Regions from separate parts of the Homo sapiens genome. Here region 1 is linked to region 2. A link is a contact called in ENCODE Hi-C or POLR2A ChIA-PET data. All regions are on one chromosome and are shown on one strand. The core of a region is the stretch at or near the end of the contact, and the rest is flanking DNA. Distances in the headings are between cores, read along the strand shown. Region 1 has its middle 52 kb from the start of RAP1B. Region 2 has its middle 45 kb from the start of LINC02384.

Region 1 (4,689 bases), core at 2,036-4,535, 150 kb after region 2:
AATAGAATCACACTAGGTGACCACTAGGATCTTTCAAGTTACAGAGAACGGCTTGAGAAAAGCACTAAGCCAGGCTTTGAATCTAAGTGTCTGACTTAAAACCTTTAACCACTACATGACACTGCCCCTTAACAGGGAGCACAACCCGCATCCAACTATTCAATTATCCCAGAGTTTGATGTTTGAAGACATTGCCTGTCCTCCCCTCCCACTTCTTTCCTCTCTCCTTCTCTTATCTCCCTCACCTCTCTCTCTCTCACACACATACACACACACACACACACACACACACACACGTCCATTCACTTGAACTAAAAACATTGAAAGCATTATTTTTAAAAAATGAAAGAAAAACATTTTCCCACTCCCATTCTTAACCTTTAAATATCAGTTTATTTCTAGTAAAAGGTCTTGGTGGCTGAATCATCCTGATAATGGCTTAGATTTGCTGCTACATACATGTAGTCACAGCCTCCCTCTAGACTCACTCCCTGACAACTTCTGTAAGGAAAATGAGCTCTATGGAATAGAAATGATATTAGTCATGCTCATTTCATCCCAGAGATTTCAACTATCCCATGTTCTAAAATTGTCAAGATTTTATTTTCAACCGTCGTTTCCTATTTTATGGGCAAAGTTCCCAGCATCTTCAGGGAGGGCAAGTTTCACACCTCAGGACTAACTGCCAGATTGGTGGGAGACCTTTCATTGAATTTAATACCCAAATAAATTAAGGTTTTCAAAGTTGACGTAAAACCTCATTAGGCAAACATTGGTAACACAGAGAAGAATCTTATAATAGATCTCATTCCGTTTATTCCATTCCCAGATTTGCTACTGAAGTCTTTAATAATTTTTAGATTGTCTCAGATGGAGACACACAGATAATTAGTTAATGCAAACAAAATATTGACACATGGTTTTAAAAATAAAGAGAAACAGGATATGAGAGGATATAAGCCCTTGCAGCAGAAAATAATACAAGACAAACAGCAGCCTCCATGCAGCCCAGCCTCAACTTCCATTTTCTGAACATACGTACATTTCCTCAAATAACAAAGTCATAACCATTGTTATACTTTAAAAACTACCTACCTTCCTCTGTCCTTTCCCTGCTCCCTCCCCTAAAGAGCAATTCAGTGGATGGTTCTATACATCAACTAGGTTTGTGGCACCACTGTAGGTTTACAGTTCAAACTGTTTTTCTAGAGAGAGCTAAGGAAGAGGCTAACAGAAGTTCTCTGGTTAACCTTGTCCTCACTCTTACAGGGCCACCTCCAAGTAGGGCGAGGAGGAGACCCATTAGGCTCTGTGGGAGCCAAGACTGCCTTGTCTGGCAGCCTCAGGTTGGCATTGAGATCTGGATTGTCACTCCCTATGTGGCCTTGGGTACAGTATGGTATTGAAACTCCCTCTGCTTCAGTTTCCTTGTGAATAAAACCTAGATGATACTTACCCTATAGGACTTTCCTATGGATTAAACAAAATTTGTTTAAAAATCAAAGTGTCAGAGATATGGAAGCATCCAAAGAGCAGTAACTACTAGATTATACTAACAAGCTCTACTAGTGAAACTTTCTTCCCTCTCTTAAGTATTTCTCCCATTTCCTGTGATTCAGGACAGTATCAACGGGTCTTTGCTCTCTCTAGGTCACACTGCCTCTTTAGAGTTTCTTCTACCCTGCCCCTCTTTTTTGTCAAAACAACCTATCCTCACATTCCTAGTTCATCTGCTCTCACCATGGGGGTTACCTCCCTTTTCTGTTTTGCATTTTGTCTTTAATAATATATTTATTATGTTCATAGATATATGTTTAATAATATATAATAACCTATATTATATAGGTAATATATAGGTAATATATTATATAGGTAATATATTATATATATGTTATATAATATATAATAACCTATATTATTTATAATAATATAAAATAACCTATATTTTTTAGCTCCTGACAGTTTACAAGCACTATCACAGCCCAGTTCTCACCTGATCCTCCTCATGGTCCCATGAGAGAAGCAGAATGGATATTGTTTTTCTTCATCTTACCTAAAGAAATTGAGGGTCCAAGTGATGAAGGGATTTGCTCAAGGTCATACTGAGAGAGAAAGAGGCAGAGTTCTAGAGCTGAGGATACAACAGGGGGCACCAATGCCTCTGCCGTCAGGGAGCTTTCATTTTAACTACAATACATTTATCAAAAATAAATTAATTATTACATAATAAATCAATGATTTATAATGCCAGGGAGTTATAACTGCTATAGAAAATAACAAAGCCGGATAAGGGGATAAAGAGAAAGTGACTGTATTGAAGTGAATGGGGAGAGTCATTTAGATAGGACATTCAGAGAAAACCTCTTTTGAGCAGTTGAGGAAGTGAGTCATGTGAATATCCATAGACAGGTCATAGCAAGTAGAAGGACCAGCAAGGACAAAGGCCCTGAGGTAGGTGTGTTCTTGGCTTAAAAAATAGCATGTTGAACAGGGTGCCATGACTCATGACTATATTCCCAGCACTTTGGTAGGCTGAGGCAGGAGGATCACTTGACCCCAGGAGTTCAAGACCAGCCTGGGCAACATAGTGAGGCTTTGACTCTACAAAAAAATAAAAATAGCAAATAGAAAAAATTAGCATGCATGGTAATGGGAGGCTGAGATGGGAGGATCATTTGAGCCCATAAGTTCGAGGCTGCAGTGTGCCATGCTCACATCACTGCACTCCAGCCTGGACGGCAGAGCAAGACTCCAACTCAAATAGAAACAAACAAACAAACAAAAGAACAGTATGTCCATTGAGCATTAATTTTACTGATTATGATTAAGTGTTATTTGAAGGAAGCATTCTGTAGTCCAATAACTTTCAGAGCCTCTGGATAAAGCACAGCTTCCAAGCGCGAATAGTCTTAATATATGAATGCACTCTGTGATCTTCTTGAAGGAGCTATAGCGTGCAGCATTGTGCAGTGTTATTCAAGTATGAAAACCTTTTCTCAAGGAGCACCTCAGGGGATTTGTACTGCAAGGAGCACTCTGGAAAATGCTGCACCACACCCTGCTTCTACTGGAAAGAGGAAGTTGGGCTAGGAACTAGAACTTCAGGCACTGCGTAAAGCCAATGGAAGCCACCCTCGGAGACACAAATTGCATCAGGCGGTGGCCAACTCCACTTATCCACAGTGTGAATGTTCAGCCACTCCTGTTTTTTGTCACTATCTGAAACTACTCGTGGCCCCTATTTCCTGTCTGGATCACTGGTGTTTTCCATGACTTAACCCTGGTGAGCTGTTTCCAAGCTCTGCTGACCTTCAGTAGTGTTCTCATTTGGGGAAATGGAAGCAGAAACAGGCACGTATGGCAATCTGCTCAGAGGATGCTCCCCTGCTGACTGGGGGTGGGAACCATAGCGAGGGAAGAGGGGATTTCCATTGCCCTGAATAAAGTGTGGAGCTGGTGGCCTCCCCTGCAGCCTTGAGCAGGAATTCAGCTCAGGCTGTGTCACATGAGCACTGAGCTCCAGGGCCATGGACAAGTCTAGAGGCGATATAGCTGCAGACAGGTGGAGGACACTGCAAGAGGAAGGCTCCCATTTAGCAGGAAAACTGCCAGCTGGGAAGAATGCTGGTGGCTGCCTGAGTTGGGAAGAATTCCCAAGCCCTCTGCAAGCTCAGAAGCCAGGAAATGAATGGGAAGCAGCTGGAGTGGGCCAAGCAAGTCAAGGCAAATGGCCCAGAAGTGAGCAGAAGGGGGCCAGGCCCACCCCCAGGAAACCCAGCAGAGGTCAACTAGGCCTGTGGCACTGGAGGAGGCTAGGAGAGGTGAGCAGCCGGTCTCAAGATTATCACTCTGTGGGCCTGGACAGAATTTTATCAGAAGAGTGCCAAAAGGAGTCATCTGTTGGCTTTAAAAAAAATTAACTGTATAAATAGAGGTTAATTCCAGATGTTGCTTAATCCTAAAATACATAACATTTAAGTGATGGAGTGTAAATACTAAATGAATTATTTCTTTTAGGACTTTCAACGGAATCCTACAAAAGATCTGGCTAAGAGCTTGGCCAAAGACTAACAAATACATCCTGGATAAAATTAAATTTTTGTCCTTGTGATGCCTCATCAGAGGGGTTAAAAACATCAGTTCGGGTCTATGATCTATGCACAATTGAGAACATCTACTGAAAGCAATAAATGCCTAATGCCCCAGGCTAGAATTGGTGAGTATTTTCTCTTCATGTGATGCAATAGATACAATTAACAAAACAAGGCCGGGTGCAGTGGCTCATGCCAGTAATCCCAGCACTTTGGGAGGCTGAGGCAGGAGGATCGCTCGAGCTCAGGAGTTGGAGACAAGCCTGGGCAACATGGCAAAAACCCATCTCCACAAAACATTCAAAAAATTAGCTAGACATAGTGGCGCGTGCCTGTAGTCCCAGCTACTCGGGAGGCTGAGGTGGGAGAATCACTTGAACCCCAGAGGTTGCAGTGAGCCAAGATGGCACCACTGTACTCCAGTCTGCTGACAACATGAGACCCTATCTCAAAAAGAAAAAAAAAAATGCTGGGCACAGTGGCTCACGCCTGTAATCCCAGCACTTTGGGAGGCCGAGGCGGGCGGATCACGAGGTGAGGAGATCCAGACCATCCTGGCTAACACGGTGAAACCACATCTCTACTAAAAATACAAAAA
Region 2 (4,201 bases), core at 406-2,905:
ACTAAACCTATAGGATAAATTCCTAGCACTGGCTTTAATAAGTCAAAGCATATAGATGTTCATAAGAATATTTCCAAATAACCCTTCATAAGATAGTACCAATTTATTTTCCCACCAGTCATATATGAGAGCACCTGTCTCTTCACATTCTTGCCAACACAGTGTGTTGTTAATTTTTTGTCATTGCCAATCTAATACATGAAAAATGGATGTCTGTATATGTTTAAACAACATTCGTGTTCCATTTTCTATGGACTTTTTTGCACATTTTTTATTGGGCTATTGGTCTTTTTCTTATGGATTTTTAGGAGTTCTTTACTTACAAAGAAAATTAGCTAGCTTTTGTCTATTAAATGAGTTCCAAATAGTTTCCGTTTTTATAATTGTCTAGTGACTTTTTATGATGGGTTTTGCATTGCAGAAAAGCATTCCTTTTATTCACTCTCTGAAGCATCTCACTAAATTGGGAGATGCTCATAAAATAAGCCAAACTTTCCTAGATTGCAGGAGGCAGCATGAACTGGGGAAAACTTCACTTTTGAGGGTTTCCTCTCCTGTTTGATCCCACCCTTAATTACTCCCTGGTAATGATATTGTCACAGAACTCAGCCCACTGAATAAATTAATATCACTAACCATGACTTCCAGCAGTAACAGAGTGCAAAGGAAGCCAAGTTTCCTGCCCTTTGGCTTCCCAGCTAAGTCAGAGAGGAAAATAATGTTCTGAAAATCCCCAGAGAATGTTGTTGACACATCAGCTTTCATTTTTCCTGCACCTACTTCCTCCATAAAATTCAATTATAAAAGTCCTTCCTAGGTAGTCATTCAATGAATGGCACTGGGCTGAAGAAGAATAGACCTGTGGGTGGGTTACTAAATGGATGGGAAGAGAAAATAAAGAAAAGGAGTAAATGAATAACAGGAGAAATCACACTGCAAGTAAGGGGCATTTCACAACAGGAATGAAATTGCTTCTGCCACAAGCAGGCAAACAAATTTCTTCACACAAGGAAGGAGGGAGCATATTTCAGAAGGCCAAACATAAGTCTTGGCAGTGAATTTCAGGACCCCAGGGATTGTGACAATAGGAGGGAGGAGTGATGCCCCTTTTTGAAGGTCTAGGAAGATAGGTAGACAGCAATTCTCTAAAATCACCAAGAAAATTCTCTAAGGCAGCTTTGGAGAAGATGCTGGTTTCTTCTGCATTTTTCAGCCTGATCCATGGCATCCCCAACCTTCAGCCTCAGCTGAAAGCATCCCCAACCTTCAGCCTCAGCTGCTCAGCATCTGAGCGAATTCTGACTCTGCCTTAGTGGACATTGAAAGCCCTTTCCCATCCTATGGCAAGTGAGTAGTCTAGACCTCTGGAATTATACTCCTGCCTCTCTCTGCATTTCCCCTTCTCTCATGCATCCCTTTCCCTCCATCCCACAGTACTGTGATCTGCAGCACCCGGCAGGGCAGCCCTTCCCAACCCTGGGCTTCTGCCTGACTTCCTGACTCTCACTCAGCCGCCTGCTCTTGCTGGAGCCTTGCCCTGAACTTCAGCCTCCTTGGCAAGGGCCCTGACAGCCCAGCTGGCCCACAGCCACCATCCTGTTCCTCTCAGCAAGCAGCCAGAGTCCTGTTTCAACACGGATAGTCCTCCCCACCCCGCTTCCTCTGCTGTCCCCCTCTTCCTGACCAACTGAACATTTCCATTATCCAGCGTTCAGCTTTTCCCCTGCTGCATTCCCCTCCCTCCACTAGGTGGGAACCCATGGATATCTACACTGGCTACATCAAGCCCAGATTCCCCACACATACACACCAGTTTGACCAGCCTTAAACCAATATGTACCTTTATTTAACTTATGTAATAAGAAGTCCAGAGATAGGAAGATTCCAGGGTTGGTTAATTTCATGGCTCTCAAGTGTCATTAAGGACCTAGAGTCTTTCACCTTTCTGCTCCGCCATCCCCACCACAATGCCTACTCTTTTCACAAGTTGAGTTCTGCAGCTCTCAGTGACCATGGTGGGCTGAAGTTGGTTCCCAGAGGCTCCTGAGAGCCAATTGCTAAATATTTAGGAGTTTTGCCAGTCAGTTGTAGAGCTTGAAATTGGCCATAATGGGAGAATTTACACCACAGAAATGGAAACAGACAAATGCTACAAATCAGGGCTTTTCATTTTTTGGCGAGGGTGTTAGCAGCGGATTAATGCTGCATCACATCTTCATACGATAACATTTAGAAACAAAAAGGGTCTATTTCTCAAATATATCTTTTTTTTTTAAGAGCAGAGAAACTTTTTCTGAAAACCTCATAGAAAATCCACCACCCCCACTCTCACCCTCCCAACTTCCTTGGCCTGATTATGTCACATGCCCACGTTTTAACCAAAGATTGACAAATGAACAGGATGACAACAATTTCCCTAAAGTATGGGCACCTGATACCTGAAAATCAGGGTTTTCTTAGCTGGAAATAGGGTAGGAGGTAGTGTTTGTGTGAGGAATCCACAGGATTTGTCTCATGCACATACACACATTCTGCCACATGATTGAGAGCTTCTCTCTCTGCCCTGGCCCACCGTGGAGGTTTCAGCAGGTTTACAGGGCAAAAAGGATTAAATGTTAGCCAGGAAGAGAATTATGTTAATTCTGTTTTTTAGTTTGTCTGTTTGTTTTTAGAGATGGAGTCTCACAGTGTTTTGCAGGCTGGACTTGAACTACTGGATTCAAACAGTCCTCCTGTCTCAGCCTCCTGAGTAGCTGGGACTAAAGGCACGTGCCACCATGCCCAGCCACATTAATTTTTTTTTTTTTTTTTTTTTTGAGACGGAGTCTCACCCTGTCGCCAGGCTGGAGTGCAGTGGCACGATCTCGGCTCACTGCAACCTCCTCCTCTCAGGTTCAAGCGATTATTCTGCCTCAGCTTCATGAGTAGCTGGGACTACCGGCACACACCACCATGCTCGGCTAATTTTTGTATTTTTAGTAGAAACCAGGTTTCACCATGTTGGCCAGGATGGTCTCAATCTCTTGACCTCGTGATCCGCCCACCTTGGCCTCCCAAAGTGCTGGCATTACAGGCGTGAGCCACGGCGCCCAGCCTGCCTCATTAATTTTTATGTGTTGACATACTATTTCAAGTAAGTTAAATAAATACAAGACTAGATCTCATTAAGCAGTTTACTCAAAATTAATTTTTCTCTATTCAGGCTTAATCTAATCCTGATTTTCTCTCTGGCTGGAGTAGACTGTAAAGTTGGAATGCACCTGAATCTTTTTTGGGAGCCAGTTTCTTCAACGGCTTGTCTGAAATTGCAAAACTTTCAAGGGTATTGTGAGGTATCAGACTCTATGCCATCTGTCTTCAATGGCTCCAAGGAAGGGACCCCAAAACTGCTCTTTGATAATTCCAAGAAAGTGTCCAAATTGCACTTCTCTGCATCCCATTCACCTTTTTGAGCCTTTTCCCTTCCTTTAATGAAAAAAGAAATAGAAACCTTCTGACCACACATGCCTATGTTTGTGCACAATGAGACTGGCTCACATCGATTTTAAAACGGCCGGGCACAGTGGCTCACACTTGTAATCCCAACGCTTTGGGAGGCCAAGGCTGGAGGATACTTGAGCCCAGGAGTCTGAGACCAGCCTGAATAACATAGCGAGACCCCATCTCTACAAAAAATAAATTAGCGTGAGCCGAGATCGCGCCACTGCACTCCAGCCTGGGCGACAGAGCGAGACTCCGTCTCAAAAAAAAAAAAAAATAAAAAAAAATAAATTAGCACACCTGTAATCCCAGCACTTTGGGAGGACAAGGTGGGTGGATCACTTGAGGTTAGAAGTTTGAGACCAGCCTGGCCAACATGGTGAAACCCCATTTCTACTAAAAATACAAAAATTAGCCAGGCGTGGTGGCAAGCACCTGTAATCCCAGCTACTCAGGAGGCTGAGGCAGGAGAATCGCTTGAACTCAGGAGGCAGAGCTTGCAGTGAGCCAAGATAGCCCCACTGCACTCCAGCCTGGGCAACAGAATGAGACTCCATCTAAAAAAAAAAAAAAAATTTAGCCAGGCATAGTGTCACACACCTGTAGTCCCAGCTATTCGGGGGGCTAAGGCAAGAGGCTCGCTTGAGCCGAGGAGTTCCAGGCTGCAGTGAGCTATGACTGCACCACTGCACTCCAGCCTGGGTGACAGAGTGAGACCCTG

The links. Hi-C counts contacts between places; a loop is a spot of excess contacts on that map. ChIA-PET counts read pairs that join two places held with the same protein, here RNA polymerase II (POLR2A). Pooled maps may share reads with other maps.
Region 1: a pooled map shows a loop between it and region 2 (2.7-fold over the local background). The contact joins two enhancer-like sites. A Hi-C loop is called at or near these places in 3 of 50 pooled maps. POLR2A ChIA-PET finds 5 or more read pairs at or near these places in 4 of 52 experiments (B cell, BJ, GM12878 and 1 more).

Annotation. Positions count from the first base shown.
Region 1 is chr12:68,557,011-68,561,699 of GRCh38, forward strand. No RefSeq gene overlaps it. Among named protein-coding and RNA genes, the nearest start is that of RAP1B, 52 kb to the right of the region's middle. Within about 2 kb of position 3,286, at least 8 of the 41 ENCODE cell types and tissues checked have a DNase peak (open chromatin) inside an H3K27ac peak, as active enhancers do.
Region 2 is chr12:68,404,723-68,408,923 of GRCh38, forward strand. No RefSeq gene overlaps it. Among named protein-coding and RNA genes, the nearest start is that of LINC02384, 45 kb to the right of the region's middle. Within about 2 kb of position 1,656, at least 24 of the 41 ENCODE cell types and tissues checked have a DNase peak (open chromatin) inside an H3K27ac peak, as active enhancers do.